Linked DNA regions of Mus musculus: all the other regions are linked to region 2. Evidence: chromatin loops called from intact Hi-C (ENCODE). Cell type or tissue: heart. All regions are shown on one strand. Links, peaks and the distances in the headings refer to the core of each region. The heading gives the core; the rest is flanking DNA. Region 1 overlaps Bicra (BRD4 interacting chromatin remodeling complex associated protein). Region 2 holds the start of Napa (N-ethylmaleimide sensitive fusion protein attachment protein alpha). Region 3 holds the start of Selenow (selenoprotein W).

Region 1 (6,059 bases), core at 681-5,680, 120 kb after region 2:
AGGGCTTGGACTTACTTGTTAATAGCCTTCTCCCACAGCCTAGGCAACATGTCCCAAGCAGATTTGTTTTCTTGTATCCTCCATCCCTCCCTTCCTCTCTTCCCTCATTTTTAAAATTTCCTTTCTTTCCTCCCTCTCTGTTTGAGGCAAGCAAACCAGACTGGCCTTGAACTCATAGATGTCCATCTGCCGCTTCCGTCCTTGGTTTTTGAGGTGGGGTGGAGTGGTGAAGATATTTCTGAATCTGAGGCTGTCCTTGAACTTCCTACCTGTGCCTCCCAAGTGCTGGGTTTACAGGCTGTCCTGTTTGCTATCGTTAGCTATGATAATAAGACTGTAGCCAGCCAGATGGTGGTTGCACGCCTTTAATCCCAGCACGGGGGAGGCAGAGGCAGACGGATCTCTGAGTTTGAGGCCAGTCTGGTCTACAGAGTGGAGTTCCAGGACAGCCAAGGCTACACAGAGAAACCCTGTCTCAACAACAACAAAAGATTGTAACCTGTAAAAGCTTAGGGGAGGAAAGGGTTTATTTAGCTTACACTTGCAGTCTGTCAGTGAGGGGAGCCAGGGCAGGAACTGAAGCAGAGACCATTGAGGAGTGCTGCTCCCTGGCTTGCTCCTCCACTGCCTCAAAGCTTAGGACCACCTTGTCTAGGAGTGGTGCTGCCCACAAAAAGCTGGGCCCTCAATTAATCAAGATAATCCCCGAGAGGCCAGACATCAGTTAAGGCTTCTCTTGGGTAACGCTAGGCAATGTGAAGTTGACAGTTAAGGCTAACCAGGATGCAGTCGTATGATACCACACCTGGCATTCCCACCAGGTTTCTCTTGATGGACAGGGATGTGCTGTAGCTGGGGCCACCTTCCTTTACCATCTATGTCCTTGGCTAGAGGGAGGACGTAGGTTGAGGAGGCAAAGAGGGCTTCTTCCTAGCAACAGCTGTCACTGACCTTTCCTCCTTCCACAGTATGACAGCAAGTTGTGTAGCTTGAAGAAACAGCCCCTACTGCAACCCAGCAAAGAAGCCTGGTGAGTGACAGCTAACTGCTGCCCCGAGATGTGCCTCATCCCCACTGCTCCACAAAGTATTGGTTCCACTCTCCATAGCTGTGCATGGATTCCCTCTCGATCACAGTTTCCCTTCTGCCAAGGGAAAGATAGATTGAGGCCAATAGGGGATATTGGCAGGCTGCCGACTGCAAGCCCCCGGGGTTCCATCTCCAGTTTGATGTCAGGGTCACTGTTTCTTCAGCTTGTCAGGTGTGGTGGGGATGAGCCAGGTAGAAAGTAAGTGTGTGAATAGATTCCGGGCATGTCCAGGCAGGCGCGTGAGTTAAGTGCACACAAGTCTGAAGGCCAGGGAGGATGAATAAGGATGTTTTAAGGGCCTTAGTACATTGAATAGACGGCGAGATGGCTGCCTGTTGGGTGAGGGCAGGCCTATGAGCTGTTTTGGAGGAATAAACGGTGTTTCCTTGTTTTTCACGTTTGCTAAGCGCTCACTGTGTGGTTCTGAGACCACAGCAAAAAGCAGTATCAGGAAATCTGCCCCATGGTGCCAGAGGGCTGGTCTTCTAGGCTTGTGTGATGAGAACGTGGTCATGTGATAGGGAAACCGAGCCTACTGTAGTAGGGATTCATGGAAAACCACAGTGAGGGCTAGAGAGATGATGGCTCAGCGGTTAAGAGCACTCACTGCTCTTCCAAAGGTCCTGAGTTTAATTCCCAGCAACCACATGGTGGCTCACAACCATCTATAATAGGATCCGATGCCTTTTTCTGGTGTGTCTGAAGACAGCTACAATGCACTCATATAAATAAAAATAGTAATAAATAAATCTTAAAAAAAAAAAAGAAGAAAGAAAGAAAAAAGAAAACCACCATGAAAATGAGTAGGCTCTTACATCCTAACCCTATCCCTATCCCTACACTTTCTTAGGCTAGAGGCCGTGGAGAGGTCATGCCCCCTGGTGGCAGGAGGTAGAATAGCATGGTTCCCACCTCACTCCCAACCCCTCCCTTTCTCCTTTGGATCCTCTAAGCCAGAATGATGTCCCCTCACTTTCCTAGGCTTCTCTTTCCCTTTTTGTTACCTGTTAACTTTGGTCCAAAGTCAGGGAAGCCATGAGACAAGTGGAACTCGGGGTGCGAGGTTGGCGCTGCTTGCCTTTGCAGTGTTAAGTGTGTAGCTCGCGGCTGAGGTCCAGGATCAGTTTCCCTGGCCCTCTCCCCCAACTCTGTATGTGTGGTCTAACCCCACCCACAGCTTCCTGGAGCATCTGCACAAACACCAGGGCTCTGTCCTGCACCCCGATTACAAGACAGCCTTCCCCTCCTTTGAGGACGCCCTCCATCGCCTCCTGCCCTACCATGTCTACCAAGGCGCCCTCCCCTCCCCCAACGACTACCATAAAGGTGAGGCTCCCCCACTGCTCTCCCCCTATGTCCCCAAGTGCCCTCAGCTCAGCCACCAGCCCTCAGTATTCAGGCCACGGAGCGTGGAGTGGGTGGAGCATTGCGTGCTTGCCCGCAGTTGGCCACAAGTGCCCTGTGTCACCTACTCATCCTCACCCCCACTCCAACCCCAACCCCCCCCCCCCCCGGCTTTTCTTCCTCCAGTGGATGAAGAATTTGAGACTGTCTCTACGCAGCTGCTCAAACGCACCCAGGCCATGCTCAATAAATATCGGCTTTTGCTTCTGGAAGAGTCCAGGGTAGGATTCTCAAGCTCTGGGGTCTCCCCCTGCTGTGAACTGTTTTTGTGGGGGCTGGGGGGTGTTCTCTTAGCTGGGAGGGAAGATGGAAAGGAGGCAGTTGTTCTGAGCCTGACCACATCCTGCCAGGATCCTCTCTTCCCCCATTTGCTTTTTCATATGTCCTTTCTATCAACCCAGAGAGTCAGTCCTTCTGCGGAGATGGTTATGATCGACCGAATGTTCATTCAGGAGGAGAAGACCACCCTTGCCTTGGATAAGCAGCTTGCCAAGGAGAAGCCTGGTGAGAGGGGAGGGGAGGGTGAAACATCCTCTACCTACCTGCTGCTAAGATTTCCAGCAAGCAGCCTGGCATGCTGCACGGGGGAGGCAGAAGCACAATAATCTCTGAGAGTTTGAGTCCAGCCTGGTCTACAAAAACACGAGGGCTTTGTTGAGTGGCTTTACCTTTCCTCGCCACCAGGGGGCGTGAGAGCCCCTCCTTCCTCCTTTGCTCCCTGTGAGTTTCACCCTGCCTCATTCTAAAATGAAGAGCTTTTCCGCCAGCCCCAGCCTGATGGAAGAGTGAGAGAGAAGCAGGGCTGAGGCACAAAAAAGGTCTCTGCCACACCTACTCTGTGCCCAGTCTTTTTTTTTTTTTTTTTTTTGGTTTTTCGAGACAGGGTTTCTTTGTTTAGCCCTGGCTGTCCTGGGCTAAACTTTGTAGACCAGGTGCTTCTACCAGTCTTAAGAATGAGCCTTAACCCTTGCAAGCCTTACCCTTGGTTCAAGGAAAGCATGCAGTCACACCCCAGACCCTGGCTTTTTCAAAGACCCCGTAAGCTTTCTACATTCAGCTCCAAGTACCATTATTCTCTTTAAACAACAACGACAACACCGGCAGCATTCATCTTCCCCCTTCCCCAGCCCTGGCCTTCTCGGGTACTCACAGGAATCAGGACACTAGTGTGTAATCTTTCTGAATCCTTCGGGGTATATTCTAGAGCTTTCTGTCATTAGGAAGGTGATGTGTCTTCTGAGTATACCTAGTGACTCTACACAGGACCCTGTGTTCATGCGCAAGAATTTCTGTAACAAGTCTGATAGGCAACATGGGAATGAGTCAAACAACCTACCAGGGGTTATACGCATGCCTTACAGGGAGCACAAGCCTAGCACATCAGAAAACAAGGACGTAACCTGGGAATACTTGTTTTTGAGGCGCTAGTGTTTAAACTCAAGATAGGCTATGGCTGTATTGTGGAGCCACGCCCCCAGCCCCTCACTGGAGGATTCTAGGCAGAGGCTCTACCACTGAGCCACGCCCCCAGCCCCTCACTGGAGGATTCTAGGCAAGGGTCTACCACTGAGCCACACTCTAATACTGTTTTGTTTTAGACTTCATTTTTCTAAAACCAGGATCTCACTAAGTGCCAGGCCGGCTTCTGTACTGCAGATCCTCCCTGTCTGTCTTCTGAGAAGCCAGGATGGCAGATGTAGACCACTACACCCGGCTTGGGACTGCACTTTTTTAAAATAAAATATTTATTTATTGTATTTATGAGTACACTGTAGCTGTCTTCAGACGCACCAGAAGAGGGCATCAGATCCCATTACAGATGGTTGTGAGCCACCTGGGAATTGAACTCTGGATGTTGAAAAAGCAGTCAGTGCTTAGAGGTTAAGAGCATCTCTCTAGCCCCATAAGGACGTACTTTTTGTTTTAACTTTTTTTTTTTTTTAGATTTATTTTACTTATTTTATGTTTCTGAGTACACTGTAGCTATACTGATGGTTGTGAGCCATCATGTGGTTGCTGGGAATAAAGGTTGCTCGCTTTGTTTGACCCCACTCACTCTGGTCCTAGACACTCTGGCCTAAAGATGTATTTATTATTATATGTAAGTACACTGTAGCTGTCTTCAGATGCACCAGAAGAGGGCGTCAGATCTCATTACAGGTGGTTGTGAGCTACCCTGTGTTTGCTGGGATTTGAACTCGGGCTTTTCAGAAGATCAGTCAGTGCTCTTTTAACCGCTGAGCACTCTCTCCAGCCCTGTTTTAAATTCTTATTGTTCATTTCACACACATGTAACCTTGGTTGAGCCGTGAAGCTTTAGGGGGTGGTTCGGGGGCTGTTCGTAAAGGGAGCCTGCAGAGTGAGTGGCCCGAGAATCAGCTCAGTCCAGACCTTCCTAATGCAGCCACCCTTTAATACAGTTCCTGACACCCAACCATAAAATTATTTTCATTGCTAGCTACTTCATAGCTGTAACTTTGCTACTGTTATGTATTGTAATGTAAATGCCTGATATGCATGATATTTGATGTACAACCCCTATGAAAGGGTTGTTCAAACCCCACAGGAATTGCCAGTCACAGGTTGAGAACCACTGGTCTAGACTCAGTCTGGACCAGAAGATAAGATGGTCAGTGTACAAGTACCTCCGTCATCTTAGATAACGACCCCATGGTTTCTTTTGTCCCAACTCTACAGATGAGTACGTGTCTTCCTCCCGCTCCCTTGGCTTCCCTGTCCCAGTGTCTTCCGAGGGCCACCGGCTCCCCAGCCATGGCCAGTCGTCTTCATCCTCCACATCTGGAACGTCTGCCCAGCCCCCTCCTCATCTGCCCACCAAGCTAGTGATCCGGCACGGTGGGGCCGGCGGCTCTCCCTCAGTGACCTGGGCCCGGGCATCCTCCTCCTTGTCATCCACTTCCTCATCCTCCTCCTCATCCTCTGCTGCCTCATCCCTGGACGCAGATGAGGACGGCCCCATGCCCACCCGTAACCGGCCACCCATCAAGACCTATGAGGCCCGGAGCCGCATTGGTCTCAAACTCAAGATCAAACAAGAGGCGGGGCTCAGCAAGGTGGTGCACAACACTGCACTGGATCCTGTGCATCAGCCCTTGCCGGCTCCAACCCCAGCGAAAGGGGCGGAGCCTCCGCCACACCCAGCTCCGCCCCCACTCCCTCCTGCTACCCAGGCGCAGATGAATGGCACTCTGGACCATCCCCCACCCGCAGTACGCAAACCCACGGTGCCTGCGTCCTGCCCACGTCTACCACTACGCAAGACCTACCGAGAAAACATGGGCAATCCTGGTGCCGCCGAGGGTGCACAGGGACGGCCGCGGGGTGCGGGCAGCCCCACCCCACTGCCCACCAAGGTAGACGAAGCCACCAGTGGGCTGATCCGGGAGCTGGCAGCGGTGGAGGATGAACTATATCAGCGGGTTCTGAAGGGCGGCCCACCACCCCCGGAGACTCCAGCCTCCGCTACCAGCCAGGGCCCCACTGAACCCAGTTGGGAAGCACCCGTGCTACCCCCAGCCAAACGACGCAAGTCTGAGTCCCCGGA
Region 2 (6,059 bases), core at 390-5,389:
CCCTGGATGAAAGCCCACCCTCTAAGAAGCCATCTCTGTCCCTGTCCCACCATCCCTGATGCCTAGACTGCCCTCCCAGGCCACTGTTCCCAGCTTCACTCCTCACCAAAAGCCTCCCTCAAGTTCTCAAAGTTTCTTTTCAGCTCAAGAACTTTAAGTGCATGATACAAACGTATACCTTATACCAGAAAGCTCTGCTCTACCAGTGGCTGGGAAGTGGTAAACAGGTGGACACACAGCTGCTCCCCTGGGAGCAGCCCAACTCTACACTTATCTCTCTGGGCCAAAGAGATCAGACACTGAGCCATCAGGAAAACTACTGCTGAAAACTGAGCGGGAGGCACCGCCCCAACACCACGCCTAACCTGAACTTCTTCCCTTGTGAAGACTGAAGAAACACACACACACACACACACACACACACACACACTCACACTCTCTCTAATGAAACATTCTCATCTAACTGACATAGCCTGTCATTAACCAGATGTCTGTGCAGCAGGTATAAACATTTTTCAAGTTCCTTTGCTAAACATTATCTGATGGCAAACAACAAGGGATGGCTTCATCCTCTCCCTCCCCTTCATGTCTTTCTGTCCTCACCCAGCTTATAACAGTCTCTCCCAGAGCTTTCCCCAACTTCCTGGTTGTCTTCTGTATCCTTCCATCCTTGCTTTGGAGGCTTCTGATTTTGTGTCCTACCCCTGCACAGCTCTTCCTCAACACCTGCCTGGACCTTTCCCCAGTGTTCCTCTCTGCCTGTTCCTTCAAGAGCTTTGCCTGCTGCCATGTAGTGTCGTCTCCCCCTACCCCCTCCTATATCCCAAGGCTCTGGCCCTCTCCCCAGACCCCTCAAGCACTCCAATTCCTACCATCTTGGTTTCCCCATCAGCATCTTACACTCTCTGAGTCTGCTTCTTCCTGCCTGATGAGCCTTTCAGAGGGCCAGACTCAATTCTGAGCACAGTACACATAGTTTATACTCATAACAAACTTCTGCAGTTAGTTTTTACCAACAAGCCCTTTCAGAGAGACCTACTCCCTTAAGATAAAGAAACCTCGGAATCGCATCCCAAGCATGGGTTCTGCTGCTCCTAAGTTAATATGGCTGAAGATGGCAAACTTGCATAAACTTTGTGTGAGGTATTTGCCACCTCCTGGGTGTGTTCAGACTCCAGACTTGAGGACCACCTAGTAGGCGGTGGTCCTACCACCCTAATGATTCTCTTGTGTGCCTCATCCTCCCATCACCATTGTCTTGGCTAAAACCAGTGTCACTGTCCATTCATGCTTGTTCCCCAAGCACAAGTCTCCACCTCTCAGTCCAGGCCTCGCCATCAGTCACTCTTAGCAGGGCCCCACTCACCCTCACACCTCGTACTCCGGCTCATCATGCCCAAGGACGCCCCAGCCCGGGTCCCCTCGGTCTGGTGTCCTCACCCCGGCAGCCTGGGCCGCACAGATCCACGGGCACCGGCCTGGGAAAGGCGCGGCCACCAGTCAGCGGGTGTCGTCAGCCATAGGGCCACGGCCAGGGCCTGCAAGGCCGCTGAGGGGCTCCCAAAGTGCAGAGCAGAAGAGCCCGCTCTTCCCCGCCTTGGGCCCAGCCTCGCCCATTGCTCACCCAAAGAGGCCGGAGAAGAAGGACTGCGAGTTCTTCACCTTGCGCTCCGCTTCAGCCAGCAGCGCCATAGCCTCAGCCTGCTTCCCGGAGTTGTCCATGACGTCGCGCAGCTGCTCGGCTCAGGCCCGACACAGCCTGGCGACGACTCACAGGCCCCGGACACCGCGCACTCAGCGGAGCTCCGCCCGCTGCGTTGACGTCACCCAGGCCTGCCACCCCACGTGAACCCTGCGAACCAACCAGTGGGCTCAAGCTGCGAGGCACTCTCCTCCCGGCACGCCCCCTCCGGCTACCGCACTCAGCACCTTGACCCCCCCCCCCCCAACACGTGAGCACACGCCGCTAGCCTCCTGGAACCCCCACAAGCGCATTGCCACGTGACACCAAATAAGCCAATCATAAGCCCGAACCGCCAAGAGCCCACCGCCCCCAAAGCGCGACCTTTGACTCCCTCCAACCAATCAGCAGGCTCTATAGACTTGTTCTGCCACGCCTCGGCGGAACTGGGTCACACTAATCACCTGACCAGTGTCGCGGCGCTCATGTGACGCCTCTAGGTTCATGCTCCAGGTTTGACTGACCCAGCAGTTTAGCTCCGCCTCCTGTTTCGCTTTACGTCATAGTCACTTGGGAAAAAACTGTGCAGTGAAAACGAACCTTCTTACTCCCTCTGGCGATCGTCTCTAGAATTGGCTTGGGGAATCCAGAAGGTCTCCATTTCTAGCTGGATGGCTCAGCTGCTAAAGGCATTTGCTACCAAGTTTAACAACCATATTCCTATTCCTGGGACCCACATAGTAGAAGGTGAGAACTAGCTCCTCCAAATTGTTCTCTAACCTACACACACAATGCCTTTAGGGAGTATCTTGCAGTGCCACACACAGAATGTCACTAGATACTCAGTCCCATGTAAAAAGCTGGGTGTGTCAGCGGGCACCTGTAACAGGAATGGGTGGGTGGGAGACAGGCATATGCCTGGAGCTTGCTGGCCAGCCAGTCTGGCAGAATCAATGAGTTCCAGGGCCAGAGAGAGACCTGGTTTCGAAAACTAAGGTGCAGAACAACTGAAGAAGACTCCTGACATCAACCTCTGGCCTACACACACACACACACACACACACACACACACACACACAGTTAAAAATTAGTGGAAAAGTCTAAATAAAGCATGGACAGTCAGTTATTGACAGTGGTTCAGTATCTGTACTAAATACACTATGCTATAGTAAGAGCAACATCTTACTATAGGACAGAAACTGCTATGTGGGAACTAGCATAGGCTAGTTTTCTGTAAATCTACAGTTATTCTAAAGGTCAGTCCCCAGGGCCCTGCCCACAGTGATTCCAATCCCTATAGTGTGCTGTGGTGCAGGAATCTGTATCTCTTCTTTACTGAACTTCGCTGATTAGCAGGGAACATTTGAGGAAAGTGTTATGTGAGTTGGGTGTTGGGGACAGGAAAAGGCAAAAGACATCTTCCTCTGACCCTTTCCCATTGAACACTTCCCCAAATGTACCTGTGCTCATCATGACTGTACACTGACCTCAGAGCTGGTGAGTCTGGATGGCCACAAGCAGATATGGTTCCACTTCCATTTGCTGCAACGTGTCATCCTTTTGGAGCAATGAGCTATGCAGCAATGGATGACTATATGCCCTCAACCCATAAGGCCAGAACTGCATTTCCACTCATGGAGTTGGGTCACTCAGGGTAGAGCAGTGGAATGAATGCTCACTGCATAGCAATGCTCAGGTCACTGGGAACACCCACCAAGCAAAGTGCATTTCCTAATTTACCAGCTACACACATTGGGAAAAAATGTTCAAGTAGGAAGGAAGACAGCCATTCTGGTTCTGGGGCTGCCTTGTACCCCTCATTTCCCTCAAACAGGATGTCTCAACAGCTCCAAAATCAATTTCCTCCCTGCCTTTAAGCTTTAGCTGAGATGTTGAGACCTTCTGTGTAGTGCTGGGATCGGGCCCTGGGTACAGGAGTTGAGGCATGGCTCTTGCAGGCTGGGGTTGGTATAGATGTCCCTGACCTTACATAGGCTGCAGCAAAGGCACCATTCTGCCTGCTGTTACGGTCTTCCTCCTTCATTTCAGGTTGAGCAGCTACATCCACACATGCATTTCTGGCTTTAGTCTAACCAACCCAACCCTTCCCATTTTCATGGCCAAATCATGCCTACTGTCATTACTTTCTCACGAGTGCACTCATTCACAGCTGCTAGAAGACCCCTCCTAAAATGAAGCTCTTTGATGAAGGGGCTTTCATTGCTGTGTGTGTATATGCCCATCTACAAGAGAAGAGCTGGTGTGTGGTGCTAAAGAGAGCACAGATGACTGTGTGCCCACCTTCTCCCCTCTCTCTGCTCACCTCCTGGTCCCAACTATGGCCCTGAAGCTTCTGCAGAGCACACAGGCTTGGAAGTTGGAGGACAGCTCTTTAAGAACCCAATTTAATAAGATATAAGCAGACACGTAAAAAATACACCTAACAATATACAGTCTTTGCAAGACTAGGGATGGTGGGAATGCAGAGAGGCCCTGCCCAAGGAGGGCCCAGCTCACTGTGTCTCAGGTGTCCTTACTGATTCTTTCTAACCAATGTCAGTCCCATGCCAGCTCAGATCTAAATGCCACTTAGACCAAACCTTCTGCCTCCCAGGGTCCCCTCCAAGTGACTGGGACGGCAAGTAAGCAACTATTAACCAGGAGATAATGGAGCTTCTGATGACCCACATGACTGCAGAGCTACCTGGAGGGCTTCTGCCTGTTCATGTCCAAATGCTAGCAAGGCTGGAAGTGAGAGGACAGAGAGGATAAGAGGGCCCCAAACACTTCTGAGAGGCCCAGGGCACTGGTTCAGAGCTGAATTCCCCTCTCCTTGCAGACCAAATTCTAGCAAGAAGTCACCACTGCAAGGGGCCCATGTCGGCCCCCAGCTCCTCTTCTTCCTCCTCCTCTTCCTCCTTCAGTGGGTAGGGCTTCACAGGCCACTTCACCCTAACGGGTTCCACATGCTCCTGGAGGCGGTGGCGCTTCATGTGGGCATTCCGACTCTTGATCTTGTCGAACACCCTGAGGAGTCAAAGGATGTGGGTCAGAGCCAGAGGAGCTTGGGAAGCAAGTCAGGCCAGAGGGTGAAGGTCCAGAGGGAAGGCTGGTACCTCTCACACTCTCTGCAAGGGAACACGCCCTGGCTCTCCACACTCCCTGGAGGCTCAGGAGTGCGCTTGGGGGCTGCACTTGGGCTGGAGTGAAGGATAGACTCTCTCCTGTAACTCTTGGTCTTTATCTTTAACTCAGGAGTTGGACGGTGGGTAGGTCTCTCTCGAGGGCTGCAAGTCACCTACAGAGAGGGTAAAGATGACCTAAGACACTGGTGTGGGACCATGTCTTCTTCAGGGAAACCTTCCCTTGAGAGCCTCCACCACCCTCTGACTGGACCACAGAAGTACCCAGACCACTTCATCATGCATCTTCTACCTTGTCTTCAGTCCTTTCTACTTCATCCAGCTCTCTTCTGCCCCTCTTCTCCAGCCCAGGAGCTCGGCCACAATCAAACTTAACCATCTTTTTCCAGATGTAGTAGTACTCGACACACTGTGCTACACTTTTAGTCTGGATCTAGTGGGAAGGAAGATACAGAAGCAGGTTGTGGGCAGTACCTCACATGTGAACTCCACCCTGGAAATCCCTTCCCCAACGTCTCTGCCCATGGCTGGGCAAAGGCAGGGATCTTGGTCCTTCTGGGTGGTGAAGGGTCCAAAGTGAAGCCACACAGTAGCCATCAGCACTAAGTCCAGCATGCTTCTTCCCTGTAGGAAGACACATAAAGACCCACAGGTAAGGAGGCTCACTGGGACATTACAGCAGGCAACAGCCAAACTCGGTGAGATTAACACAGAATGCCTTTCCTCTCTGGTGAGCTTCCAGCCACCACAACTAAACATAGCTGAGGAAGCCCTCTAGGGAAAGTAGCCCCATGAGAAGGACAGTTATGAGTGTACACAGCACTCAAGCCCTGTCACTTATTCTTGCAAAAATACGACTCCTGGGCTGAATGTCATACCGCATGTCTCTGGAGGCAAGGCAAAGGCAGCATGATTTCTGAGAGTTCCAGGACAGGCTGGGTACATAGTGAGTTCCAGGCCAGTCAGGGATATAGAGCAACTATTTCTCAACAAACATGATTTTTGGTGGATGTCTTTAATCCCAACACTTTAGGAGGCAAAGGGCAGTGAATCTATATGAGTTCAAGGCCTGTCTGGTATATAAAAAAAGTTCCAGGACAGCTAAGGCTGCACAGAGAAACCCTGTCTTGAAAAACAAAACAAAGCACCAATCAATTAAATAAACAACAAACCAATGACTTCTAGATCCCAGTGTAGTGAGTGACATGGGGCCATAATCCTAGATCTCAGGAGGT
Region 3 (6,059 bases), core at 770-5,769, 180 kb after region 2:
CAGCTCCTCTCTGGTTGGCTCCAAGCAGATTTGTTTTTCAGTGGGGGAATTTATCTTTTAAAAAATTATTTTATTTGTAGGAGTATTTTGCCTGCATGTCTGTGTGTAGACCACATGCATGCATGATGCCCACATAAAGCCTGAAGATGCTGTGAGCCAACATGTGGGTGCTAGGAACCATACCTGGGTTCTCTGCAAGAGCAGCCAGTGCTCTTAACCCTGAGCTGTCTCTTCAGTCCAGATCTACCTTTTTGTATATTGCTGTTTAATTTATTCATTTCAGAGCTCAAGGGATGATTTATTTATTTATTTAAAGATTTATTTATTTATTATATGTAAGTACATTATAGCTGTCTTCAGACATTCCAGAAGAGGGCATCAGATCTCATTACAGATGGTTGTGAGCCACCACGTGGCTGGGATTTGAACTCAGGACCTTTGGAAGAGTTCAGTGCTCTTAACCATTGAGCCATCTTTCTAGTCTTCAAGGATGATTTATTACAACTTAAAAGTGGAACAATTAGGTCGCACAAACTGGAAATCGAAGGAGCTGCTCTGAGGAGGAAGATAGAGGAGAGAAAGAGAAGCTAGGGCTTTAGAGATGGCTCAGTGGTTAAGCATACTGAGTGCTTGATCCTAAGTTCAATTCCCAACACCCACTGGTGGCTCGTGACCCCAGAGAAGAATTCAACGCTGTCACAGCTTGCTAGCAATCCAGGCGTGGTGAACATCCATAGTGCAAGTGCCACAGATCTCATACTGAGCATCGATAATGCAGGCTTGAATTTAAACCTCTCACAGAGTACACTAGATACACACTAGAGACTCCTTGTATTTTGGAAGCAAGAAGAGTGGAATCTGATTCCTTTTTCTAGAGTGCATGAAAACAGAACATTCAATAACATAAAATAAATACATCTTTTAAGAAAAGAGAGAAAGCTTCGCTTTCTGTAAGCAGACAGGCAGTTACTTTTTAAGGGTGTGTGTGTGTGTGTGTGTGTGTGTGTGGTTCCTAGTGTGTTTCAGGTGTGTTGTGTGCTTGGAGTTCATGTGCTTGGGAGTTCATGTGCACAAAGTGTGTGCAGTGAGTACTCTCAGAGGTCAGACAAGTGCATCAAAGTCCTTGGAACTAGAGTTGCAGAGGCTTGTGAGCTGTAACGTGGGGGCTGCAAACTGAACCTAGATTCTCTACAAAAGTAGCCAGTACTCTTCACCACTGCGCCATCTGTTTAGCCTGTGCGTAATTCACCTACAAGCCGAGTAGCTCCAGCCGTGGCCAGTGACCACCAGAAGTGACCCCAGAGCTGTGGGGTCAGTTTTCTTTTCAATCCTCAATGTAAGCCAGCTCTGCAGCTACCTGATCTCAGATTTCTGCCCACCAGGAGCACGAGATGAGGTGTGTCTGCAGTGTAAGCCACTGGGGTTAGGGCACTTTGTAAGGGCAAATAAACTGGTACAACTTGTGTCGAACACAAAGCAGACTTTTTCCAGAAAGAATTGTTTTTCCTCCATGGTTGCAGCTGATTCTTGGAGGAAAAGCAGGACTCGGGGTGAGAGGGCTAAATCAGCATGTGTGAAGGCCCTGAGACAAGAATGTGGCTAAGGTCCCAGTGGTCCCTGTCACTGGGGTGTTGGGAGAAAGGGTCAGAGGGGCCATCCATGCTAAGGTTTGGGATTTTGTTCCAAGGGTGTTGGGAACCACAGGAAAACTCGGGACTGTGGAACATTTATTCTTGACCCTTGACTCAGTCTCTGTTCCTGGTTCTTCCAGACTGACTCTTTATTCCTTTTCAGACTGTGGTCACAGGTCCTCCGTCTCGAGACAGAGAGGCTGCGACACTGAATTTAGCCTGTTGGAGATGCCCAACGAGGACACAGAAGGTTCCTGGTTATCTTCACTGAGTTCTCCCCACCACACACAGCAGATTCTGGCTCTCATTCTTTCCAGGAGTCCAAGTGCATGAACAAGCATCCTTTTAGGGAAATACAGTTTTCTTACTGCTTTTAGGCCTCTGAATCCTCAGTTGCCAACGCACTCCTATGAAGTCAAATGGGGAGTGAATGATTCAAATTTCATTTTTCTGTGGGTAGAATCACAGCCCATCATCTGTGTGCAGGGTAGGGTACTGATGGGGAACCAGAGGGCTAGGTGGGAAAATTTCCTTATTTGGTCCCTAGTTAACCATTGGCGGGGATAGCCGGTTGAAGTCAATTAAAGAAGTCAGGTGACAGATAAACATCTCTGCTGGTGAGCCATCCTTGGTGGTGGTGGTGGTGGTGGTGGGAAAGTAGAGAGAGGGGAGGGAGGGGGTGGGCATGCCATTGCCGTTTGTTCATAGGGTGTGGAGGATAAGAAACTAGAGAGCAAAAAAATTCTGTGGGAATGACTATCTCCTGTTATCTGTCCAGCTTTCAAGGAGGAGAAAGTGAGGCTCAGGAATCCTAAACTCAAATATTTTGTCCACTTTTACCTTTTTCTCCCCCTTGAGACGGTCTCTCATGTCTGTCCTGGAACGCTCTACGTAGGCTAGACTGGCTTCGAACCCACAGAGATTTCTTGACTGCTGGCATTAAAGGCAACGCCTGGATTTTTTGTTTCGAGACAACTGCTCATGTAGCCCAGACTAGCGTCAAACTCCCTGTGTAGCAAGGATAACCTTGAACTCAGTCCTTCAGTTTCTTCTTCCCAAATGCTGGGATTACAGGCTTGTACCACAGCCCCCAGATAACAGTGTGCTAGGGACCCAAACTAGGGCTTTATACATGGTAGGCAAGTTCTCTACCAACTGCGCTACAGTCCAAGCCCCATTCCAGGACTTTCTATATATCCTTCTGCTGGAAGGCAGCTGGAAGGGAGCGGGAAGGCGCAAAAAGAGGGGTTGCATGGTTTTGGGGGTGCGCAGGGGGTCTGTCGGTGGTGAGACAGCTGGACCTAAAGCGCACACTGGGACTCCTAGTTTCAGTTTTCCAGACCTAAGGTTCATTTAGTCTGGTCCAGTTAGCGCTGGGGAGGAGGGATCCATCCCAATTGCCTGTCTCCCAATGCGTCGATTTCCCTGCCCTGCCCCTCTCAGCCACTCTGTAACTGAACTTCAGTCTCAACCAATTCTCTGCCTCGAGCCACCGCCCTGAGGACTGAACCATTATGGCATAGAGAAGGGACGGCGAGGGGCTCTCAGGTTACTGGTCCCAGAGACGCTGTCTATGGAGACAACCCCAGATATCAAGAGAACCCCAGATATCAAGATATCATGGAGTCTTGCGTTGAGGTTCGCGCCCCTGGCCACAGACCCCGCCGTGCTCCGGAACCTCGGTCCTCCCGTAGCTCTGCCCACTCTCCACCCCCGCACTTGGTTTGCTCTGACTCGTGAGGCAGTCGGCTGTGCGCACGGCCCCACGCTCAGAGCTTGAGGTCCTTGTTGCTTGTGGGTCGGGTCCTCGTGTTGTGCGGGGATGCGACGTGCAGCTATGGCGCTCGCCGTTCGAGTCGTGTATTGGTAAGTCCGGGTGACTGCAGTTCCCCCTTTTCCTGCTCCCGGCTCGTTGTGCCCTTTCTCTGCTCCCCAACCTTTGTGCCAGGAGACCCTCTCCCACCCTTTTCTTTGCCCCTCCCCCTATCTACCAGGGTCTGGTAACCGAGTACGATGACTGTATTTCAGACCCAAAGGGAGGGATTTCCAAGCGGGTGGGATGGAGGTAACAGAGACTTGAGCCCGATCCCTGGCATCTGACATCTGAGTGACATCTCACCAGTGAAAATGGAAACTGATACTTGGGGCCACTTTGAACACGTGACTCAGCGCTGAGGGGAGGGGAAGGGTAGCATCGGGTTTCTCTGGGGACCTTTCCTTCCCGACAGGCTGTTTCCCTTCCCCCTCACTGAGCGGCATGAGTTAGAGAATACAAGGTGTGGTGTAGTTGGGGGTTTACTCATAAGCGCTGTTGGGAGGTCTGGGGATGTCCCGTACCTGGATTGTAGTGTGAGTTAACAGTGGTCGCACCTCCCAGTGTGTACATGAAAAGGGCGAACTGAGTCACGGAGTGGTGGTGTTGATGCACACTTTTAATCCCAGCATTCGGAAGTAGAGGCAGGTAGATAGTTCCAGGCCAGCTAAGCTGCTTGTTAGAGGCAACCGGGGTGATGTAGTAAGACCCTGTGCCCCGAAAAGAAAAAGTAATATAGGATAGATTGTAGGGTGAGGGTGTAGCTCAGTGGTAGAGTGTTTGCATGAGATGCACCAGATCCTGGGTTCGGTTCCCAGCAATACAAATAACAAAACAAAAAACTCTTACTGGTTTCTGATCAGTGAGTGCCGGTGCTGTTAACCCCAGTTCTTTTCTGGCCTCAGTTTCCCCTTCTGTAGTGTGAAGGAGGTGATGATGTTGGTTAGTTACCTGCCAGCGCTATTAATTGTGCCCCTGCTAGAGGCAGGCGTAGAAAGACCAGCCATTTTCTCTTGATGACTTTTTCCTCCATCTGCATCTGATAATCAGCTGGCTTGCAGTAAGTGATTGAAAAGTGCTTGCTGAATGGATTCTGCACCCCTGAAGTCCATTGAGGGGCTCTCCAGCCATTCTGTCTCCATCTTACAGGGGAGGAAACTGAGGCTGGAAATGAGGCAGGGCCAGCCTGAGGTCCTACTACCGATAACCCTGTAACTTGAATCTGGGGTCCGTGGTCCACCTAGCTGGGTGTGGCCTCCTCCCTCCCAACCCCCTTGAGGGGTCTGATCAGGCCCTAGTTATCAGGATGTCTTTCAACAGCCTGCTTTGATAAATTGAGGCTCCCATGAGGCCACTGCACCAGATTCCAGGCCCAAAATGGCCTGAGGTAGGGGACATGGGGTTGGGGAGCTTATGTTTTGTACTGGGTGCTGGAGAGAGCTTGGATTCCTGAGTGACAGCCAGGCGGGGGAGGGAGTGGGTGGGTGAGATTCTACTGAGGCAGCATTTGTCCTAATTTACTTCCCTGCTTCCCTCCCCATTGGCATCTCTATGTGGAACCTGTGATCTCTTTGCCATCCCGCCTCTCCATCTTGGCTCTTTTGTTTGGGGTGGGCTTTCTATGTATCTTCGCACTGTCGCACACATCTCTCTGTGTGATGAGCACATCTTCCCCTCTTTTGAGGGTCTTTGTTACCTCTGCGTTCTCATCTGGATCTCTGTCTCTCTTTACCTTCATCGCACTGCTATTGCCTGCCTCCCTTGGGTACCTGTCCTGCCTTGGATCCATGCTGTCTTGGTGGGCTGCGACAACCCTGGATTCACCTGACAGTGGAGCTTGAGGCTATAAGCCCAAGGTGAGTGAAGTAGGTCAGGGTGGGTAGGGTAGGGGGGTTTGCTGGGCCTGGCTGTGATAACCCCACCCCCACCCTGTACCCTGTCTCCAGTACCTCCAGCTCAAGGAGAAGCTAGAACATGAGTTCCCCGGATGCCTGGACATTGTGAGTCTTAGAATGGGCATAGGATCATGACGTGCCTTGTTTGTCCCTTGGGACTGGGAGGCAGTGGGAATGGGTTAGGCCAATCCTCTCTATCCTTTTGCCCTATGTTCTTCACTCCCTGGGATGTGATGGAGAAAGTATCCCAGAGAGGTCATCTTAGCCCCGTCTTAATGCCTTATTTTCTCAGTGTGGCGAGGGGACTCCCCAGGTCACCGGGTTCTTTGAAGTGACAGTAGCCGGGAAGTTGGTCCACTCCAAGAAGGTAAATCCGAGTCCTGCCTCGTGGGGGTTGGGTGGGGTGTCAGTGTGGGTTGGTCGGTGTGTGGAGATTAGTTCAACTCTCTTCTCTGCCCCTCAGAGAGGTGATGGCTATGTGGATACAGAGAGCAAGTTCCGGAAACTGGTGACCGCCATCAAAGCTGCCTTGGCTCAGTGCCAGTGAGCCCTAGAGGCAGGGGTAAGGGAGACTGTTTGGGGGGGGGAGGGTGCCACCTTGCGGTGTCGTATCTTTCCCTGTGTATGGACTCTCTGAGTGGAGAGTGGGAGATGGCCACATCCCAGGGGTCCCTGGAGCCAGGAGGGTTGGGTGTGATACTTGGTAGGTTGCAGAGTGGT

What was found. Peaks named below come from ENCODE experiments on the same cell type or tissue, not always from the same donor. Only the 100,000 strongest peaks of a DNase experiment are listed, where the experiment ranks them.
Region 1: it touches region 2 in a loop (2.7-fold over the local background); 1 of 42 quality-filtered maps calls a loop at or near these places.
Region 3: it touches region 2 in a loop (3-fold over the local background); 1 of 42 quality-filtered maps calls a loop at or near these places.

What each region holds. Positions count from the first base shown.
Region 1 is chr7:15,972,022-15,978,080 of GRCm38, reverse strand. It overlaps Bicra (BRD4 interacting chromatin remodeling complex associated protein), which reads left to right. Exons shown (of 14, transcript NM_001081418.1): 10 at 969-1,030; 11 at 2,268-2,416; 12 at 2,621-2,715; 13 at 2,896-2,998; 14 at 5,192-6,059. Among named protein-coding and RNA genes, the nearest start is that of Gm38948, 5.3 kb to the left of the region's middle. In heart, for the core only: CTCF peaks have their summits at 2,965, 3,170 (motif pointing right) and 4,596 (motif pointing right); DNase peaks (open chromatin) are centred at 1,980, 2,400, 3,120, 5,440 and 1 weaker place.
Region 2 is chr7:16,094,340-16,100,398 of GRCm38, reverse strand. Zfp541 (zinc finger protein 541) reads right to left here. Exons shown (of 16, transcript NM_001099277.2): 14 at 5,117-5,257; 15 at 4,798-4,979; 16 at 4,065-4,708. The coding sequence ends at 4,540. Napa (N-ethylmaleimide sensitive fusion protein attachment protein alpha) reads right to left here and starts at 1,819. Exons shown (of 11, transcript NM_025898.4): 1 at 1,625-1,819. The coding sequence starts at 1,722. In heart, for the core only: a CTCF peak has its summit at 2,307; DNase peaks (open chromatin) are centred at 1,868 and 1,998; H3K4me3 peaks cover 2,297 bases; H3K27ac peaks cover 2,083 bases; H3K27me3 peaks cover 824 bases.
Region 3 is chr7:15,919,690-15,925,748 of GRCm38, reverse strand. Selenow (selenoprotein W) reads left to right here and starts at 3,378. Exons shown (of 6, transcript NM_009156.2): 1 at 3,378-3,497; 2 at 5,276-5,300; 3 at 5,391-5,444; 4 at 5,632-5,706; 5 at 5,803-5,901. The coding sequence starts at 3,469. The coding sequence ends at 5,886. In heart, for the core only: no CTCF peak of the experiment used is centred there; DNase peaks (open chromatin) are centred at 3,148, 3,388 and 4,758; H3K4me3 peaks cover 3,156 bases; H3K27ac peaks cover 2,460 bases.